2 separate regions of the Mus musculus genome follow, and region 1 is linked to region 2. A link is a loop called in an ENCODE intact Hi-C map of the cell type or tissue named here. Cell type or tissue: heart. All regions are shown on one strand. Region 1 overlaps Cadm2 (cell adhesion molecule 2). Region 2 holds the start of Cadm2 (cell adhesion molecule 2).

Evidence for each region. Hi-C counts contacts between places; a loop is a spot of excess contacts. Peaks named below come from ENCODE experiments on the same cell type or tissue, not always from the same donor. Only the 100,000 strongest peaks of a DNase experiment are listed, where the experiment ranks them.
Region 1: a loop joins it to region 2, with 4 times the contacts of the local background. A loop is called at or near these places in 7 of 42 quality-filtered maps.

The regions. Positions count from the first base shown.
Region 1 is chr16:67,087,138-67,092,137 of GRCm38, reverse strand. The region is part of intron 1 of Cadm2 (cell adhesion molecule 2); the gene reads left to right. Among named protein-coding and RNA genes, the nearest start is that of 1700010K23Rik, 430 kb to the right of the region's middle. In heart, a CTCF peak has its summit at 2,193; no DNase peak of the experiment used is centred here.
Region 2 is chr16:67,618,172-67,623,171 of GRCm38, reverse strand. Cadm2 (cell adhesion molecule 2) reads left to right here and starts at 2,264. Exons shown (of 10, transcript NM_178721.4): 1 at 2,264-3,001. The coding sequence starts at 2,941. In heart, no CTCF peak of the experiment used is centred here; a DNase peak (open chromatin) is centred at 2,181; H3K4me3 peaks cover 2,347 bases; H3K27ac peaks cover 502 bases; H3K27me3 peaks cover 608 bases.

The DNA of each region.
Region 1 (5,000 bases), 530 kb after region 2:
TAAATGAATATAATCTTAATGAGAGTATATATATATATATATATATATATATATATATATATATATATATAATTTCTGTTAGGGAATTATTTTATTATACTTATTTATTCACTTTTCTGAGGCTTAGGGCTGAACTCAGGACTTTGTTTAGTACTCTTACACTGAGATAAATCCCCAATCACAGTAATATATTTTAATAGAAAATGTCTCATGGCAGAGATGGGAAAAGTATCTCATTTAACAAAAGGCAACAATGGCTTATTTAAATATCTAAATGCCCAGAACAATTCAACCTATAGATGGATGCTTTTTGTGTCCTTTAAAAAAATCCTTTTGAAAAAAAAAACCCTCCTTTTATAGCTAAGACAGTTTTCAAATTTGGAACCTTCTTTTCTCATAATTCAGATGCTGGAATTGTGAATGTTCGCTACCTGCCAGTTAAAGTCTGTGATTTTAATGACTGCATTTACATTATCTCTGACCATTATAACATTATGAAACGCAACAAATTAGACAACCCAGGCTTTGAACTTGGGTAATACATTTCTTTGGCTTGTTATTTATTATAAAACAAAGTCTCCAGATTAATGTTCAGAGATAAACTACCTCAGGACATTCTCTAAATCACTCTTATGTTGTCTCTAGACTTGTTCGATTTAGAATGTCTGGGCCTACTCACACTTAATAGCATTAGATTGATTGCCTTTATGCCGTGTCTACAGACAAGGACAAGTTTTCAATAGCCTCTCCATATCATAGGTACCAATTAAGTCTATTGCACTAATGCACATAAAAATACTTATCTATTAAACTTCTGCTACTCTTCTCAGCTGTCTATGATGAAGATGGGTTCATTCAGGTGATACCCGCTATATAGTATTGGTCAAAGATCCCCATGCATTTGTCTTTGAAGCCCTCTGCTCATCATTTTACCAAGTTTCCCAAGCCATGAAAGATTATACTCTGTTCAGAGCAAACCTTGCCTTTGAAACCAACATCATTTTTGGTCTTCAGTCTAGGGTAGTGTGTTAGGATTGGATATAGCCTTTATATGTTAGCAGTGGAAATGGGAGGTTAAATCTTGATGCTCACTCCTGTCAATCAATGCTTAGCATAAACAGGGGGAGTTTGCTTAAGAACATGGTTTGCCTTTGTGTTTAATTAATGCATCCTTGGCTGAAATGCTGCTAATGTAGTAAAACTTTGGGTCTTTGGTACTAATGGGGACTTATTTATTTGTTTATTTACATATTTTTCCTCCCAGTCAGTCCCCTCCTGGTACCCCACCACGAGAGTCCCTCCCCCAATTTGCTTCTGTCTGAAAGTATACTTTGCCTGAACGAAACAGTGTAATTTACTCATTTTCAGCCCACTTGCCCTCAGCTTCCAGGTCTGAGAAGTGATGTGTAGTCACAAGTATGCCTTTCTGTTGCATCCTCAGGAGTTGATCACAGAAATATGTTCCCTGACTGACTGAACCATGCACAGATCCACAATCTGTTATCTTCTTGTGGCATTACTGATCTTTAAAGACCAACTTATTTGTCTTCTTTGAAAGTATAGAAATGTTCAACAATAGCCAGATTAAATAACAACAGACAATATTCAACTTGGTATAGTGTGTAACAGAAAATACTTAGAAGACACATCTACACATGCAAGATTTTCTTTTCTTTTATTCTGGATGGGTACAATGAAAGTGTCTGTCTTTTATGCTTTGTGTTAAGATGAAGTGTAACTTATATCAAGCCAGATACATTCAAAATCTATTTTTTTCCCTGGAAATCCATAGCTGAAGCTGGTTCTGCTAATCACTCCTATCAGTCATAGCATGACTATCAAGTTTTAAATGACACCAAAACATAGCCATAGTTCAAAATAGAAAGACCTCTGAACATCTCTAACTTCAGGTCTCTCATTTCTAATCATGTCAAGTTCTCTTAGAAGTGTGGGGTTTTAATACAATTCATGGGAAATGTCAACATTGAAAATGGCATTTCCTAATATGTGCTTGTATTCATAGTGAATCACGTGAAACCAAGTAATAGGACTTCTCACACTGTAAACTTTTAAAATCCTGTTAGATATTACGGAGGCCACAGACACAACTCTTTTCAGCAGTTTCATCATTGGAGATAACTTTCACTGGTTTTATAATTACTTGCAACTAGAGGCAGACAAGGCTGTCATCTAGTGTCTGTACCTCAGAACTGCAGGCATACTGTCCTCAAACCTGAGAAAAAGCTCAGCTCCTACAGACAGAACAAATGGATTTGAGACCCAAACTTATCTGGTAATGACTAGGCAACATCAAATCTGGGTATCTCTTTTTGTCCTGTTACACTTGCTAATCATCTGACACATCATCGAAGATGAGTATGAAGTACTCCTTCCCAAACTCACCTTAAAATGGTACCATGTAAAACACACACACACACATACACACACACACACACACACACACACACACACACACACACACTCACACACCCACACACACACCCACATACACACACACTCTCACACACACACTTGTGCAAGCACACCTCCAACACACATACCAAGGCACAAAGACATGTAACTCATAACTAGAAACTAATTTTCCTTTAGTATAGTAGAACTGTGAAATAAAATACAAGAGGCATTTTTATCATTTTTATGTTTATCATCCTAGGATTACAAATTGAAGCATTGCAAACCCTATTTTGTTTCATATTTTCTTCCAATGTTACATTTTTCTATAAATGCCAGCATTTTGAAAGATATGATTTAAAAGATGCATTCAGCTTTCATAAAATTATTAATTCCAGCTGACAGATAACTATTAAAGTAAGATACCTCTCTTTTTTTATTCATTCTTCATATAGAAAAATAACCCTCATTGTATTTTAAAATAGATGATTAGTATTCACAAAAAGTTACTGAGAAAAGACTCCACTGAAGGAAAAATTGGAAGTTAATTTAGTTAATCAAACAGTTCACAAAACCAAATCTTTCTAGAATAAACTACTAGGGAAGGTATTTTTCTTTATCATTGATATTATATGGAATAAAATAAACACACATAATCTGAGTATTCTATGAATTATGCCTGTATTTTAGACTAATAGTAAATTGTGTATTGTACACTATTGATTACTTCTTAATGAACTACTTATACTATGGTATGATTTAGCTATATGTAAAAGACAAGGATTGAAAATACTAAAATATTTAAATATCTTAAAATCCATACTGTTGTCTGTGAATTCTATTGTTAAAGAAATTTTTAATTTTTTTTAAATAATCAAATACTGTCATAGCATTTTGTCCTTACTGTGACAAAATTCTTGACAGAAGCAATTCCCTGAAAAACAAACAAACAAACAAACAAACAAACAAACAACAGGCAAAGCCTATTAGGGTTTACAGTCTGAAGGGATACATTCCATCATGAGAAGAGAAAGGAGAGTGGCTGGATAAGGAGCTCACCCGCTGTTCACACTGCCTATCGGTCAGGAGTGAGAGAATGGACTGGGAGTGTGGCCAGGCTATTAAGCTTCTTCTTCTAGGGAAGCCATCACCTTGTAAAGGATGCATTACATCCCAAACTGCACCTCCCAGTGAGCCTACAGGAAACGTTTTTCATTCAAACCACACCACATAGCCTGTACCAGTTCTTTCATTGGACCCTTTCACAAGACCAGATTACTAAATGGCACTTTTAAAGAACTCATGTATATTGTATAAATGAATTGCATGTTTTGCTTCTTCTCAGACAGTCAAGTCTCCTGGTCCATTGAAATATCCCTCGCACATGATAGGAGCAGTTCACACTTCTCGATGCATCTTTCCTCATTTTCCACTTGTTTATAGATTTCTAATTTAGAAAAAGCATCAAGACAGCATGCGTTCTGCTGCATATGTACTGCCAATTACATAGAAGCTTAAAAATATCAGTAAGGACGTTAGAGGATGTTCTAAATGATGAGTCAGAGGGTACTATAGTCACTCCTGCCCTGTGAGAAGGCAATGGATAGATAATTTGTAACTTCCTAAGCAAGGTAAGGATTTGGTTTTCCTTTAAAATAGGTTTTCAATCTGATATGTTGAAGATGCACTGTAATGGGAGTTAAATGAGGTTAAAAAGAGGGCAAAGGTAAAGTTTTTCTTCTTCTTTCTTTTATTTTTTAAATACTCTAAGTAGATCAAGACTCTGGAGTTTCTTTTTGAATAGCACTTCCAGAAGGGAAATTTATATGCAGCTCAAGTGTTTGAATGTATAATTTATTCATCAGCATCACTTTCTCAAGCTATTCTTCACAAAATACCATAGTGAGACTCCGCAATGGAATTTGATTGTGCAAACTGATACCACTCGCCTGCACTGATAAAAGGGAAGTGATGATTGTATTCTTATTCTATTGCATAATATGAATTTAAATTTCAATTACATCAGATTAAATATTCGGCTATAAGCCATCTTCATTTAACATTATTTCTGATTAGTTTCTAATTTCTGTTGCTATTGATAACAGTTTTTTACCTTCTCATCTGTGATTGCATAGTAGAGACATTCATATATTTCCCATCTATTTATTTGTGTTTTGAATTTAGCAGAGTTTTGAAACTCTTAAAAATTAACTAAGGGTGAAGCATTTCAAATTAAGATCCCCAGTATTAGAGGTATTATAATGTAAAGTCTGGCTTACTGAAATCTACAGTTGTTAAAAGTGTGAAGAGAATCTCAGTCCTGTTTTATTTTCTTCTAAAAATTAATAAGAAAAGAACTTGATCTTCAGATAAAGTACTTGTTACACAAGCCCAAGGACTGGAATTCCCACCTCAGCCTACCCAAAACTCTGGGCTGCTACTGCTACTGCTACTGCTACTGCTACTGTTACTATAACTATTACTATAACTATTACTATTATTATTACTACTACTATTACTATTACTATTACTATTACTATTACTATTACTATTACTATTACTATTTTTATTGTCAAGAGCCAGAATGT
Region 2 (5,000 bases):
ACTTTTAATATTTTCTTAAAACGAATTAATTTGGGTAGTTTGCTTCTGTACTTTACAGGTGACGTTTTCGGTTTATTTTCAGAAACTTATCTTTGAAGTTCCTTAAAATAATAGTATATCTTAAGTCCCTGGAGGCCTAGTGTCTTCCACTTGATGAGAATGTTGAAATTCCCCATGGAGTATCTGGCAAAATAATGCTAATGTTCAATGCTTTCAAAACTGAGTTTCCAGGAAGATTCCAGTCCAGTGAGTGCTGCTTAACATGGGAGATTCTGCAGTTCTTAGTTCCTAGGACCACAGTTCTTGCCTGTGTGTTTTCCAACAAGAATCAAATGTAATCTGTTTCACATTGTCAGTCACCAGTGCTGAAATATTCCTGCCAACTGGAACAACTGGGATGTTGTCCTAAATATGACAAGTTGTGTGTGTGTGTTCTTTCTTATTTTATTTTATTTTTTACCTTTCTGCTCATTGCAACTTTAGAAATGATCAAAGTCTACTTTGGATGATTCAAGGGGAGAGGTCTCGGGGTAATACAGCCATAAAACGGGTACAAACTAGAACCCAGTAACCTTGACATATCAAACCGTCCTTTTTTGACATTCCCATTTGTTACAGTCTTCCTGACACAGAGCTGAAGCAAGGGTTATGGTATTAGGGCATCACCTTTTGATGCTCCCTGCAGCTTAAGTGATAGCAGTATGCAAGGGCTTTCTGTCTTCCCTAATGTCTAAAACTCATGGTGGGCAACTACCTTCAGCAGTAATAAAATTATTCCCCCGTCCTCCTCCTTTCAGACCCTACTTGCAATTTTATTACTGAAATGACACACCTTAATTTTGAGAACCTATGGAGAAAGTTGAGTAGAGATATGAATGGGTCATTACCTAAAAGGCTTTAAGGGTTGCTCATAAAAAGTTGCCGCAAAGGAAGCAGCAGTCTTGAGAAAGGGCAAAGGGCATCCCTATAGGTCTCTCCTCTCATCTTTGCCTCAGTCCTTTTTGGTTGCAAGCTTCTATTGTGTGTTATCTAACAAAGCCGACCTATTTACGTTGTGACTGATTCAACACACCAGAACTCTTCCATCATCTGCTAATTTGGTCCAATTAAAAACTGGTCATAGGGAGAAAAAACTACGAATTAATCTCGGTTAGAAAAACTTGTGAATAATTTGTCTTGCTCATTTAAAGCTGGACTTCTAAAGCTCGTGGTTTGTATTAAGTGATTCTTCCTGACCACTTTATGTCACACCCTCGAATGAAACACATTTCCTCTTCTTTCTTCTTAGGAGTATTGTTGGCATTTTAAAAGAAATTTTATAAGATTCCCTGTTATTTTTAATTAGGAAAAATCCTCTTCACAGCTACACTATTCTTCGCAAAGCAGACAAACTATCGGGCCCCAGTTACATGTTTGCTCTTTACATGGTAAGAGAACTATTACTATCATCTTTTTCAGTTGAGAAGGCTTCAGAAATACCACCACAAAAGCATTATGAAACCAAAGAGACAGCTATGGGATTTGAACCGGATCTCAGTCCCTATACAGTCACTCCCAGAGCTATGTGGAGAAGTGGACGTGGTATACGTAAACTTTTTGAAGAAAAAACAACAACAACAACAACAAAGTGATTTTTTTCCTTTACTTCTAAATCTCTGCTTCCCCAAGTTCTTGCAGGCAGGTAGGTGTTCAGCGCCCTATACTTAGCCTCTCCCACGCCCTCTGTAATCTCTCCCTTTTGCGGCTGGGAGCATTGAAGATTGCTACTGCAGCTGGTGAGTGGGCAGGTGAAGCCACCATCTGCTCTAGGAGTCCAAATGCTCAGAAGAACTTCGCACCCAGGACCGTGCCCAGGCACATCGGATTCCAGAACCTAGGGGTGTGGGATGGGATGGTGCTGGGGGTGTGTGGTGGTGGTGGGGGGGGGGGGGGAAGATCCAGCTAACCCCGCCCCCTCGCGGTGGCGATTGGCTGAATTCTTCTCCAGGGCTCAGCACCTGTTCATGAACAGGGCTGTCTTCCCTGCAAGTTAGCACGTGGCCACCTTTAAGGAGGTGACACCAGTCCTGAGTGCGTGAAAGGGGGCTTCAGAGCTTCCTGCCCGAAGGGTCCTTGAGAAGCCTGTTTGTTTTTCCCGGCGCTTGTCTCCTCCCACCCTTCTCTGTCATTGGCCCGGTGTGGTGGGTGGGTGTGTTCCTATTGGTCAGGGGGTGGAGCCTATCCCTGGCCAGGGTAGGGGCGGGGCCTTCGCGGCGCTGAGCTTGCCCTTGTGTCTGGTGCTCGCTAGAGCTGCTGCTGCCGCCGCTGCCGCCGCCGCCGCCTCCGTCGCCGCCGCCGCCGCCGCCGCCGCCGCCGCCGCCACTGCTGCTGCTGCAGCCGGAGCATCCGGGAGCCGCCGCCGCCGCTGCTGCCACCGCTACCAAGCGCTGCTACCACTGCTGCCCACCTCTTCTCCCAGGACTCTGACACCCGAGCGCGAGCGGCGGTGCTGCCAGCTTGCTGCCCCTGTCCCCCACCCCTCCCTTCCGTGACCTACCCACTCCTTGCAGCCCTCGCCTGCACCTTCCCCGACACCCCGGCATCTCCGCATCACCTGCCTGAGCAACCTCCGGGCGGGCTCTGGGACTTGCCTCGAGCTCCGAAAGGAAGGCAAGGTCCAAACCGGTGCCGGGCAGATCGGTTGTCGGGGCTGCACCACCAGCAGCAGAAGGAGAAGAAACTATTTAGCCCACCGAAACCCCATTCTGCGGGTGCTCTGCCACTGCCGCTTTTGCTGCCGGCAACCAGCTTCCGCGCGGGTTCGAACACAGCAGCGGCGGTACCGTGGGTCCGGCGGGAGCCGGGGGGACGACACCAGCGGAGCCCTTGCACTGTGTGGTTCGCTCAACCAGCATCTCCTTGCCCCCTCGATCCTTCCCCAGACCCTTAAAAGAAGGGACCATGATTTGGAAACGCAGCGCGGTTCTCCGCTTCTACAGTGTCTGCGGGCTCCTGTTACAAGGTAATCCCCGCCCCGCTGTGGGGAGCATCGCTTCACGCCCATTCCCCATCCTTGCCATTCCACCCCGTATTTCCACTCTCCCCTGGCAATCCCCCAGTGCCCGGCGGTTTCCAGTCCCTCCCCCTCCGCCCCGGTGCTGCAGGGGGCAGTGGCAGTTTGCACCAGCCGTTGCTTCTCCAGCGCTGGCTCAGCCCAGTTCTGGTAGCAGAAAGCTCCTTACGCGGCACCTTTCGCCTTTTCATTCACCTGAGCTGCCTTCATCCCACCCCACTCGATCCCCGCCAGCATCCCCCTCCCACTCAGGGTGGCTGGCAACTTGTGCCTGTCTCAACATTCCATTCTCCGATTCCCCCACCCACCCTCGCCAGCCACCTCCCACATCACGCTCTTAAGCGACCCTTTCCACCTCTTGTCATCTCTTTAACCTCCTCCCCTTTTAGGGTCGCCTTCCTCTTTCCCTTCTTCCCACCAGCATCTCATCCATGTGTCTTTTAAAAAGTGTGTGAGAGCCTGGAAGCAAGCTCCCGCGACGGCAAGAACAGCAGCAGCGGCGGCACCGTGTGCATTGCAATAACATCCCCGGGGTGGGGGGGTGGGGGATTGCGAGACGTGTCATTCACCTAGGAAGAGAAGGGAGACTCTGTCTGGTCTAGAGAGAGGAGTACGAGCGAGCGGAGAAAGAGAGAGAGAGAGAGAGAGAGAGAGAGAGAGAGAGAGAGAGAGAGAGAGAGAGAGAGAGAGAGAGAGAGAATATGAATATGAATGAAACAAGAAATTTAAAACGGAGCGAAGGGACAATTTAAAAGACATAAATCCACTTTATCAACACATCGACTTTTTATTATCCAGTCTGCGTGGTTTGCTTTTTTTTTTTTTTTTAAGCAAAGAAATGCATGCACTCTGGCAGCTACTTCACTGCTTTGGATTTTCGCTCAGAATCTTTACCTGTCTGTCTATCCTCTGTCTGCCGCTTCTTTCCGTAATTAATATCATCCTTCAACGCGAAATGCAAAAACCTTGCGTCTGCAATGGAGGGAAACCACACAAAACAGTTATGCAAATCACTGGTCCTGATGCAAAGCGGCTAGGGGATTTGGGCTCATTTCTCCCAGACCTTCTCTTTTGGAGGATGGAGGAGGTGGGATGTGTGGAAGGGGAAGAAGATGCTAATTTTGAAATAAATGGCAAGGCGTGAGTTGGAGTGTATGGGAGAAGCACTTTGGGGTGGTGGAGGAGGCAGAAGAGGCGTGCATGTGCAGGACCGAAAGGCGGAAGATCCTTGCTTTGAAGAGTAGCACAGGGATGCGGCTTGAATGAGAGAAACGGGAAAGGATGAATGCGAGATGATGGTCAATAGATCTTTTTTTTTTTTTTTTTTTTAAAGCTGGGTGTCTCTTTTCTTGATAAATCTTTGTTCACCTCCAACTCTTCTGCCATCCATTGGTATTTGTGAGAAAGATTAGTTGATCAAATTTATTTGTCTCTGGGTTAAAGGAATGTGGAAGTAAGACACATGTAGACACACCGGAGATTCAGACCCAAACCTTTTTTTTTTTTAAATTATTATTATTTTTTGCAGGATTTAAATGAGGTCAATGAACCATCTTTCAGCAAGTTCTTGGAATGTAGCCTCTTTCTTGCCGTCTTCTGGGGGTTATATATTGGGACAGTATGTTATTTGTGCATATTTATGAATGTAAGTGAAGTAATGGACAGGAAATTGCTGAATCAATTAACTAACCGTGTACAGATGTTTCCTTGAATATATCGAGGAGATTTTTAAACCTATTTTACATGGGATATAAATTTAAAATGTCATGTGCCAAGAAAGCAGATAGTGCATTTTCATGGCTTGCACCTCCTGCTCCCTTTTCTCAGCGCTCACTCCTCCACCCTGGTACTCCTCACCCAGGTGGCTGAAGGCTTTACTTGGATTTCTAATCCTGCCGAGAAAACATCCTCTTGGAGTCCCTAGTTCACCTCTCAGTAACTTGGATTT